Linked DNA regions of Homo sapiens: region 2 is linked to region 1. Evidence: chromatin contacts called from ENCODE Hi-C or POLR2A ChIA-PET data. All regions are on one chromosome and are shown on one strand. Each heading gives the region's core, a stretch centred on a gene start or an enhancer-like site at or near the end of the contact. The rest is flanking DNA. Distances are from core to core; before and after follow the strand shown. Region 1 holds the start of SFRP2 (secreted frizzled related protein 2). Region 2 holds the start of LRAT (lecithin retinol acyltransferase).

The links. Hi-C counts contacts between places; a loop is a spot of excess contacts on that map. ChIA-PET counts read pairs that join two places held with the same protein, here RNA polymerase II (POLR2A). Pooled maps may share reads with other maps.
Region 2: a pooled map shows a loop between it and region 1 (12-fold over the local background). The contact joins the promoter of LRAT here to the promoter of SFRP2 in region 1. A Hi-C loop is called at or near these places in 2 of 37 single-sample maps with no recorded cell type and 6 of 50 pooled maps. POLR2A ChIA-PET finds 5 or more read pairs at or near these places in 1 of 52 experiments (H1).

The regions. Positions count from the first base shown.
Region 1 is chr4:153,787,822-153,793,018 of GRCh38, forward strand. It overlaps SFRP2 (secreted frizzled related protein 2), which reads right to left and starts at 1,262. Exons shown (of 3, transcript NM_003013.3): 1 at 513-1,262. The coding sequence starts at 1,014. RefSeq lists enhancers at 1,406-1,575, 1,490-2,191, 2,192-2,893, 3,155-3,324, 4,298-4,999 and 2 more.
Region 2 is chr4:154,740,471-154,745,620 of GRCh38, forward strand. It overlaps LRAT (lecithin retinol acyltransferase), which reads left to right and starts at 3,530. Exons shown (of 3, transcript NM_004744.5): 1 at 3,530-3,752; 2 at 3,856-4,396. The coding sequence starts at 3,857. RefSeq lists enhancers at 1,343-1,856, 1,857-2,368, 2,369-2,881.

The sequences.
Region 1 (5,197 bases), core at 12-2,511:
CTTGTGCATCCTGGTTTTCCTTTCTGTACAGGAAATGTTCCTGTGACTAGAATCCTGCCCAGTGGTAGGAAGGTGCAGAATGAGGCTGAGCGAGGGGCCTCTGGCCAGAATGCTCACCACAAACTCCTCCACCAAACACCACTTCCAACGCTCTGCGCAGCTCCAGTGCTAGCATCTTTAACAATAATCGTGTATCTATTTTTTTTTAAACCGCCGTTCAGTTCTTCGTTTTTTTAGTTTTGTTGTTTTTGTTTGTTTGTTTTATTTTTAAACTGCCCTTAAGTATAGCTGGTACAACTCGGGAGGAGAATGCGCGAGACTTGGGCGGCGTGGGAGGGGTGCCTCAAATTTGATACAGGCTTGTTGTGATGACAGACCAGGTCAGGCAGAACTTCTGCCCTTCCCGCTACTGGCACCCCAAGCAGGGATGCACTGGGATGCGTGGCAGGGGCGGGATCTCCTGGGAGCGTCTCAGCCCAGCAGGGAGTGGGGAAGCAAGAGGGAAGGCTTACCTTCCTCGGTGGCTGGCAGGAGGTGGTCGCTGCTAGCGAGGGGGATGCAAAGGTCGTTGTCCTGGGGGAAACGGTCGCACTCAAGCATGTCGGGCCAGGGGAAGCCGAAGGCGGACATGACCGGGGCGCAGCGGTCCTTCACCTGCACGCAGAGCGAGTGGCATGGCTGGATGGTCTCGTCTAGGTCATCGAGGCAGACGGGGGCGAAGAGCGAGCACAGGAACTTCTTGGTGTCCGGGTGGCACTGCTTCATGACCAGCGGGATCCAAGCGCCGGCCTGCTCCAGCACCTCCTTCATGGTCTCGTGGCCCAGCAGGTTGGGCAGCCGCATGTTCTGGTATTCGATGCCGTGGCACAGCTGCAGGTTGGCAGGGATGGGCTTGCAATTGCTGCGCTTGTAGGAGAAGTCGGGCTGGCCAAAGAGGAAGAGCCCGCGCGCCGAGCCCAGGCAGCAGTGCGAGGCGAGGAAGAGCAGCAGCAGCGAGCCAGGGCCCTGCAGCATCGTGGGCGCGCGACCCCGAGGGGGCAGAGGGAGCGGAGCCGGGGAAGGGCGAGGCGGCCGGAGTTCGAGCTTGTCCCGGGCCCGCTCTCTTCGCTGGGTGCGACTCGGGGCCCCGAAAAGCTGGCAGCCGGCGGCTGGGGCGCGGAGAAGCGGGACACCGGGAGGACAGCGCGGGCGAGGCGCTGCAAGCCCGCGCGCAGCTCCGGGGGGCTCCGACCCGGGGGAGCAGAATGAGCCGTTGCTGGGGCACAGCCAGAGTTTTCTTGGCCTTTTTTATGCAAATCTGGAGGGTGGGGGGAGCAAGGGAGGAGCCAATGAAGGGTAATCCGAGGAGGGCTGGTCACTACTTTCTGGGTCTGGTTTTGCGTTGAGAATGCCCCTCACGCGCTTGCTGGAAGGGAATTCTGGCTGCGCCCCCTCCCCTAGATGCCGCCGCTCGCCCGCCCTAGGATTTCTTTAAACAACAAACAGAGAAGCCTGGCCGCTGCGCCCCCACAGTGAGCGAGCAGGGCGCGGGCTGCGGGAGTGGGGGGCACGCAGGGCACCCCGCGAGCGGCCTCGCGACCAGGTACTGGCGGGAACGCGCCTAGCCCCGCGTGCCGCCGGGGCCCGGGCTTGTTTTGCCCCAGTCCGAAGTTTCTGCTGGGTTGCCAGGCATGAGTGGGAGAGGGTGTGTGTGTGTGTGTGTGTGTGTGTGTGTGTGTGTGTGTGTGTGTTGGGGGGCTGCGTCCCTGGTAGCCGCGTGTGCCCTGTGATGGAGCCCGGGACCTGCCCGCCCGAGGCCGCCTCGGCGAACTTCGTTTTCCCTCGAATCTCCAGCCACCGTTCAGCAGCCTGTCGGTGTGCTCCCCAATGCCGTAAAAAAATCAGAATTATAAATATATTCGTATGAGCAGAACTTTACATGGAAAACGAAATACTAATAAAATGGGCTTGTTATTCTGTTGGAGTGAGTGCCTAGGAAGGGTTTCGTCGTTGTAGAAACGCCCCTACAAGAGTCTCACCAGTCACACAGGACTGCCCACCATTTCCCCGTTTTGGAGAGATTTTTCCTTCTTAAATGAATGGCATGACTCAATACTCGAAGGCATCACGGGCTCTAACACACAGCCGCCCTTGCAGCTGTGCGCTCTGGAAAGCTGGAGTATGGGCCCCCAGGGCACTGTTTGTAAAGACTGGTGGCCGGCACAAAAGACGGGCACAAAAGATGGGCAGGCTGGGAGGGAGCGAGGTAGAGGAAGGAGTCCTGCCTAGAGATCCACGAGGGCTAGAATTAGCTCATTCATCCCCTACGTACCAGGGGGCACCATGCTGGGCGCTGGATGTGCAGAAATGAACAAACAGGCCGGCCTCTGCTCTCGTGGAGCCTGGGATCTAGTGTCTCTGACTGCAAACAGTAAGTTCTGGGTTGGGGGGTGGGCTCCTTTTGCCTAATTGTCCCTAGTCTCCCTATGGGGACAGGAGGCCTTCGCTCTCCTCAGCCGCTGTCTCCGGGTGGCTGTGAAGATCCAAAGAGATAATCCCCGGAGGGCGAAGTTCTTTCATATGTAAGGTGGGCGCATTGTTATTACTTCCCGACCACTTAAGAGTCATTCACAGGCTCAGACCCCGGCTTCCTAATTTCCCTCCTTCCGGAAGATGCGTTGGCCTTGGCGGCTCCCAGGCCCAAGTTATCAGGCACACTTTGCGGTCCAGCTGCTTAGAGGAGCCGGGTAATGAATGAATGGGTGGCAAAAGCCCACTCAGTGTTATCTGCTGACCGTAAACACGCCAGGAAAATCGTCATCTGGAGAGAATGCACATTCTGAACTCCAAGAATCTGCGTCCCTAAGAGCCCAGCTTCCGGGTGCTCTGCTGGGGAAGGGCCCGGGGTAGCTGCAAAAGGCCTCTCTTTCCCCAAATTGGTTCAGGGCCTTTTCGTCTCTAACGAAAGCACCAAGAGGCCTAAAAGCCCCCTTCCCAACATAAACTACTTTGCAATGAAACCACAAAGGAAACAGAAGCACACCAAAAGAAAGAGCTAATAAAGAGCGTGAGCTCTGAGAGATGCTACGACTTGGGCCTGGGAGTGGGATAAGGGCCCTCTCGCTTTCACGCCCCCCCAACCCCCCGCCGGCCCCGGCCAACCCCTAAATCCCCAACGCCCTCCGCTGGGGTCGCCTCCTCCCCGCAGAGCCCCTTGTTGGGAGTTCAAGGAGCCCGAAGCTGGTCTGGCTGGTTTGAGCCCCGCGCTGCCGCACGCCCGGAAGTGGCTGGCGGCCCCCGCGCTCCGCGCGCCGGCTGCATTGTTTTGGGAGCCCTCGCTGCCCGGCTTGCCGCCAGGAGGTGCTGGGAGTCGCGCCTGAGTCTCCATCCCTGCCGTGCGCAGTGTCCACCTCTGGCCAGCTTGTTTGCCCGGCCCGCGGCGTCCCCTGCGGCCCATCGCTGCTCCTCCCGGAACCCACGCCACTTAGTCTGGTCCCGACCCTGCACTCGCTGCTGCTGCCTTTCCCACCTCAAGTCGCTCTCCCCACTCCCTTCTGCTTTTGGGCTAAGACCGGTCCAATTGATCACTGGGGAACAGGGCAATAACCTCCCGCGGAGGCTGGGACGCGGGCACGGAGCTCTGCCCATATGAGCAGCGCAGGGATGGGACACTGGGTGCCCATCCCAGCGCGCCTCCCCAGACTGGTCCCTGGGATGCTCACACGTGGCGCGGCACCGCGGCGGCGCCTTCACGAACCCAGACTCTTCTCTGCTGCCAGTTGACCTCAGGTCCACAGGTCTCCTTCGATCCTTGCAATTGATCAAAACCCACCAAAGGCTTTTATTTGTACCAATGGACCGTCCATGTTTACCCCCTCCCTGCCCATTTAAGGCACGGAAAATCTATTCACCCAAGCCCAGGGTAAGTGATGGTGGATGCCCACTCCACCGGGCATCTTGCTTAAAGGGGGCTGCCCATAGGTCCCTGGAGAGGGGCTTGGTCCAGAACACACACAGAATGAACATCATCCCACCCCAATGCTGCAGGTCTACGGAAGAGCCTCGACCTCCCGTATCCTGGGTTTGGCTCTGCTTCTCTGCTTGAGTGTTTCCTGTGCTCAGGGCACTGAAGAAGCTTGAGGCACAAAGAAAGCCCCCAGCAATCTCTCCAGAACAATTTGGCTTCTTGTTTAAACCTGTGCTGGCTACAAGAGTTTCTGGACAGGCAAGACCTTCACTCTCACGTTCAGATTCTGTCCTGTCAGGGAGTCCGCTTGGCCTCCGCGAAGAGCTGGGAAAAGCGAGCCTCCCACCCCCACTCTCAAGTAGTAAAATCAAAGCGGATGGACCCTTATTTCTGAGGAGTGAAAGCGAGAAGAACGATGCGTGTAAAATGCTAGTTCCTTAATTCACACAATCCAGCACCGGCTCCCGGATGATCATTTTGCACACAAGCAGTCACTGGGAAACTGAGGCATGGAGAGGTTAAGTAACGAACCGGGCCACACCGTAAGTGGTACAGCTGCTGACGTTACATGTGCCTCGGTGAGGTGAAGTGACTACCGGGCTAGCCTTGGGGACCTGTCGCGACTTGTCGGGTGTCTCCAACCGCGTTGCCGCCTGGCTTTCAGCCGTGCGCTGGCCAGCCGGGCGGGTGACGTCACCTCTCCCCGGGTCCGTGCACCCAGGCCTTCCCTGCTCCGGGTGAGTATTTTTTCATGGGATTCAGCCATCTGGGGGCGCCATTTCCCAAAACAGAGATTGTCCCTTTGAGGTTGCAAGTCAGGTTCCTTTACGCTGAGATCCCTTACATTTTTACTTTTAGGAAGGTTTTTTCGAGGGGTGGGGGGATGACCTCATTCCTTCGCCTTTGGCCCTCCCTCTACCCGGCCCCACAACGAGGACGCCCCTGCAGCTGGCTGGGCCGCTTCCTCTTGCCACGCGGGGGGACCTGTGCCCGCGGCCGTGCACCTCCGTGTACGCTTCTGCTCCTCGGACCCCATCGGTTCAGACGCGGATTTCCGAGAACGAGACCAGAGTCTGCGTCTGGAGAGCCTTTGCCCCTCATCTTAGGAAGAGTCTAGTCTGAGAACAAACAGTTTGCCAACTCCTACCCCGAGCTCTTGCGCGTATCTCCTTAAATATTTCAAGGGTCTGGGCCCCAGATGGGTGCTCGGAAAGCAAACGAAGGGTCCAGGGAGGCCGAGGCCAACGCGGA
Region 2 (5,150 bases), core at 2,280-4,779, 950 kb after region 1:
GGTAGCCGTGGGAAGATGAGGTGCAGAAGTAAGCTGGGACCTGTGAGCCTCAATTTCGGCCTCTTCTGCGCTGAGACCCAAGCGGATCTTGCTTGGCCTGTATGCGTTACTGGGGGAAATGGACGTGGGCCTGAGCGCGGCAGGTGCGAGGGCGCTGCCCCGGGGCCGACCACCCTGCGGGGACACTGTAGCTGTCATTCCTTCTTCTGCAGGCGGGTAGGGGAAGCGGTGGCCAAAGTGGGAGTCGACCGCTCAGCACAGTCTGTCTGAGTGTTGACCAGGAAAGTCCAGGCTCTTTCTAAATCTCGCCGCCAGACCTGGTGACGCATTCGCATGTATTTAAGGCGTTTGCACGCAGAACGTTATCACAGAATGTAGCCACCTTTCTTAACGGTCCGGGAAACCAGAGGTCTCTCCAGCTACTCAGGGTAGAGGAATTTCTCCTATCTCCATGTGACATCTTCTGATTTAGAAGAACTAATGTTAGATTTCTCTTGGGCCTTTCCACCTACAGCTATAGTCTTCCCTTTGTTTAGCTAAAATTGAGGCAGGTAGGAAAATATTATTGGGGGCATAAGCCTATTAGTGTGTAAACGTATTTTTATGAAGTGTGCCTCCAGGGAGCCATTAAAAACTGACCTCTCAACCACAGAAATAGATGAGATTTTGAGAACATTGAGAAGCTGCCTTTTGCAAAGTAAATTTGCAATGGTCCTTGACGAAGGGGGGTCGGGGGCGGGGAGAAGTCCAGCCGAGAGAGGAGCTCATTCCACGCTATATTTTTGCAGTTGAAAAGCTGCCTAATCATCGCTAACCGCTTCCCGCATAAGAGTTCTGGGAAGACTTCAGAAACAAGGCAAATGAAGACTTTTCACTGCCTCCTTCGGGCTGTCGCTTCCGGAAGCCGAAGTCCTAGCACGCAGAGCAGCAGGAGAGGGTTACTTTCAGGCAATTCCACTGAGCAAAATAAATCACTTAATGGCATAACGTTCTGGCTTAAAAAATTGGAATTTATCAGAGGCAAAAATATCCTTCAAGAAACTATGGACACTCCGCGCCCTATTCATTTCCATGGCAGCAGAGTATCTGCATCTTGAGCCACCTATACAGATTCATGCCTCGTATCGCTCTCACCTCCTTTCTTTTTGAAGTAAAGCCCTTTCCCAAGAAGGCGGCCAGAAAGTGGACCCCACCGGGGGAAAAAGAAAAATGAAACGCAAATCAGCTTGGCACTGCTTGCGTCTTCCAAAACGCGGTGGGACAAGGCTATTGAGTCTATAGCTAATTCTTTCATGTATATAAAATGTATACATATGTATATATTTTTATATACATAAAAGAATTCATATATATGTATATAGCTATGTGGAGCCCTGAAGCAATTCTCCATGCTTTTGTCTCCCTCAAGTTCCCCAGGTGGAGGCAGTCATAAGCATTATAAGCCGCCTTAGTGACCACCAGGGACGGAAACCGTTAATTATCACGTTTCCTTTCATCTCCAGGGGCCCTTTGGCCCGTGACACAAGAGGCTTCGGTATTGGCGCTTTCCCAGAACTGGCCCAGAGGAGCCAGTTCAGAGTGTGAGGTCGGGTCTGCATTGAACGTACACACCGAGGTCTATCAGACTCCCCCGATTTTAGCGAAGGGTGCTGACTGCTGTGCTGCTAGAGGCTAGCAAGCTCCCTGTGCGCAGCTGATGAGTTTCAGCAACTCGCCACCTGGGCGCTTTTCTTTAAATTTTGGGAGTAAACTGGGAAAATAAAAAAATCTCCACGTCCACTGGCTCTCTCCCCTTCTCCAACTTCCTCTTTCGACTCGTTTGTGGGAGTTTTCTCCTCTTTGCTGGGACTATAATGTGATGCGCAATCGTTTGTGAATGAACAAAAGTCACCGGCAAGCAGGGAGACGGGGACAGATCGCTGACGGCAGATTGAGGGTGGCAGCAAAGGCCCGGCCTCCAAGGATAATGGGGAGCCGTTTTCCCTCACGCCTGGTCTCTATGGCCCCCTTCGTCTTCCAGGTAAAATGAATGTTCCTTCATCCATCATCCGCAGAGTACCCTCAGGCGTGCGTAGAATCTGCTGATGAAACCTATTAGCGCCGACTGGGCAGCTTTGTGGAGCCACCCGAGGCTCTCCATTGTGGCCTTTGTCTGCAGAATTTAAGCATTTACATAATGCATTAGCACGGAACTCAGCACCCGGTGGGGACATCGCGTGCCAAGCCTGGCGCGGCCAACGCTTCAGCGGCTCCCTCACCCGGCAGCTCCCTAGGACCACCCTCGAGGAGGCATTGGAGTCGGGCTGCAGGCGCACGGGCAAAGAACTTAGCATCTCATCCAAGTACTTCGCCTTCCTTGGCCGTCTCCGGGAGGTTATGCTTAAAAACATAAAAATAAAAATAAAAATAAAAATAAAGGGAGGCGGACAAAGTTTCGGTGGGTGAACTGAAGCTGGGTCCATGTGACCCTGAAGCCGGAGAAATAAACTTAACATGAATCTTGCTTTCCTGGCGGGCGTTGGGACCCCGCCGTTTTTCATGCCAACCGTTGGAAGCTTCGTACTCAACGGCCACAGGTGCCTAGGAGCGCAGAGAGGCCTCGGGTTCAAATCACCGGCGCGCAGGGACTGGACTCGCGGGTAGCGACCCCCCCAACCCCCCCCCCCCCGCCCTACACACACACCCTCGCGCCGGCTGAAAGCATGGAGGATTCAGGGCATTTGAAAAAAGAGGGGCTGGGCGCGGTGGCTCACGCCTGTAATCCCAGCGGTTTGGGAGGTCCAGAAGGGCGGATCACTTGAGGTCAGGAGTTCGAGACCAGCCTGGCCAACACCAGCCTGGCCAACATGGTGAGACCCCGTGTCTACTAAAAATACAAAAATTAGCCAGGCGTGGTGCCTGTAATATCAGCTACTTGGGAGGCTGAGGCACGAGAATCGCTTGAACCTGGGAGGCGGAGGTTGCAGTGAGCCCAGATCGCGCCACCGCCCTCCTGCTCTGGGTGATAGAGCAAGGCACTGTCTCAAAACAAAACAAAACAAAACGAAAGATTCGGTCAGGAAAGAATCTGCAGGCATTCGAGGCGCTCGCACTTTGCAAAGTAAATGCAATCTCTTTATTAAGCCGAAGTCCCTCATATCTATCCTTTTAGAGGAAGGTGGTCCAACTCAGAAATCTCTCCCAAGAGGACTTTCCACCGAAGACTACCGCGAAGTGCCAGGAACTCGCCCCAGTCCCGACAGGTGCAGGACCTTTCGTGCCGCCACACCTTGGGACTCTACCTCCCTAAATAGGCCACTTAAAAGCCAGTAGTGCAACCGGGATCCCGCGGCGATAAAGAATCACTGTGCAGAACCCTGGAGCTGGGAGTCGGCCCGCCCCCCTCCCAAAGAAACCGGGATCCCGCGTCCTCCCCGCCGCTAGCGCAGCGCGCCAGCGGCGCCCAATCAGTGAGCTTTCCGGGTCTGTGACGGCCTTCGGCTCCGCCCCCTCGACGGCCATAAAAAGTCGCAGCGAAGCCTGCACCTCCGAGCACCGCGCGCGGCCCTGCCCCCGGCACGGCCCCCAGGTGCGCTCCTTCTCCGGCTGCTTGTAGCACTGGTCTCACTGTCCCCGCCGTCAGCCACCGGTTCCTTATCCGTCTCATTCCCCATTGTGGCTTGGCTGAGCCGGTCGCCAGGCCTCGCTGTCCTCCTTTGCCTTCCTCTCTCCTCAGCGGCCGTACTTTGCGCCGTACCTCACCTGGCCTGCAGGTGAGCAGCAGCGCAGCACCCCTGCCCGGCGAGCTTAACTTGCCCAGCCCGGCCCCTGCCGGAGTGGCACCGGCACCTCTCCAAGACGCCCTCTTCCCTGCAGGATGAAGAACCCCATGCTGGAGGTGGTGTCTTTACTACTGGAGAAGCTGCTCCTCATCTCCAACTTCACGCTCTTTAGTTCGGGCGCCGCGGGCGAAGACAAAGGGAGGAACAGTTTTTATGAAACCAGCTCTTTCCACCGAGGCGACGTGCTGGAGGTGCCCCGGACCCACCTGACCCACTATGGCATCTACCTAGGAGACAACCGTGTTGCCCACATGATGCCCGACATCCTGTTGGCCCTGACAGACGACATGGGGCGCACGCAGAAGGTGGTCTCCAACAAGCGTCTCATCCTGGGCGTTATTGTCAAAGTGGCCAGCATCCGCGTGGACACAGTGGAGGACTTCGCCTACGGAGCTAACATCCTGGTCAATCACCTGGACGAGTCCCTCCAGAAAAAGGCACTGCTCAACGAGGAGGTGGCGCGGAGGGCTGAAAAGCTGCTGGGCTTTACCCCCTACAGCCTGCTGTGGAACAACTGCGAGCACTTCGTGACCTACTGCAGATATGGCACCCCGATCAGTCCCCAGTCCGACAAGGTATGATGTGTGACTCCCAGGGGAAGTGGGCTCCGCGGAGATGCCCCCTCCCATCCCTGACCTTTTCTCTTCCCCGCGAGTAGGGATCTAATTCCTGGACACCTCCCCTACCACTTCCATACCATCCTTTTTCTTTTTCCTTTTTTTTTTTTTTTTTTTTTTTTTTTTTTGAGACGGAGTCTCGCTCTGTTGCTCAGGCTGGAGTGCAGTGGCGCGATCTCCACTCACTGCAAACTCCGCCTCCAGAGTTCACGCCATTCTCCTGCCTCAGCCTCCTGAGTAGCTGGGACTACAGGCACCCGCCACCACGCCCGGCTAATTTATTTTTGTATTTTTAGTAGAGATGGGGTTTCACCGTATTAGCAAGGATGGTCCCGATCTCCTGACCTCGTGATCCTCCCGCCTCAGCATCCCAAAGTGCTGGGATTACAGGCGTGAGCCACCGTGCCCGGCCTTCCATAACATTCTTAAAGTTCTAGATTAAGTAAGGAAAGTTCTGGTGTTCCTAAGGTAGGCTAAGTAAATAAGCAAATGGCAACGTGCCTTGCAGGATATCTCGAAATGCTTAGAGAAAGGATGTGGCAATGCAGGACCGCTTCCAGAGATTCCAGAGCTGCCCAGTATTGCTGCAGAAGTCATCAGGTGTCCACCCACAGTGTAGTTCAAACGACAAAGGGCAAGTGACTGGGGGTGGGGGATACAAGGAATCAGTCACCGCTGCTTGCAACTTTAACCAAGAATTTCACTTGAAAGG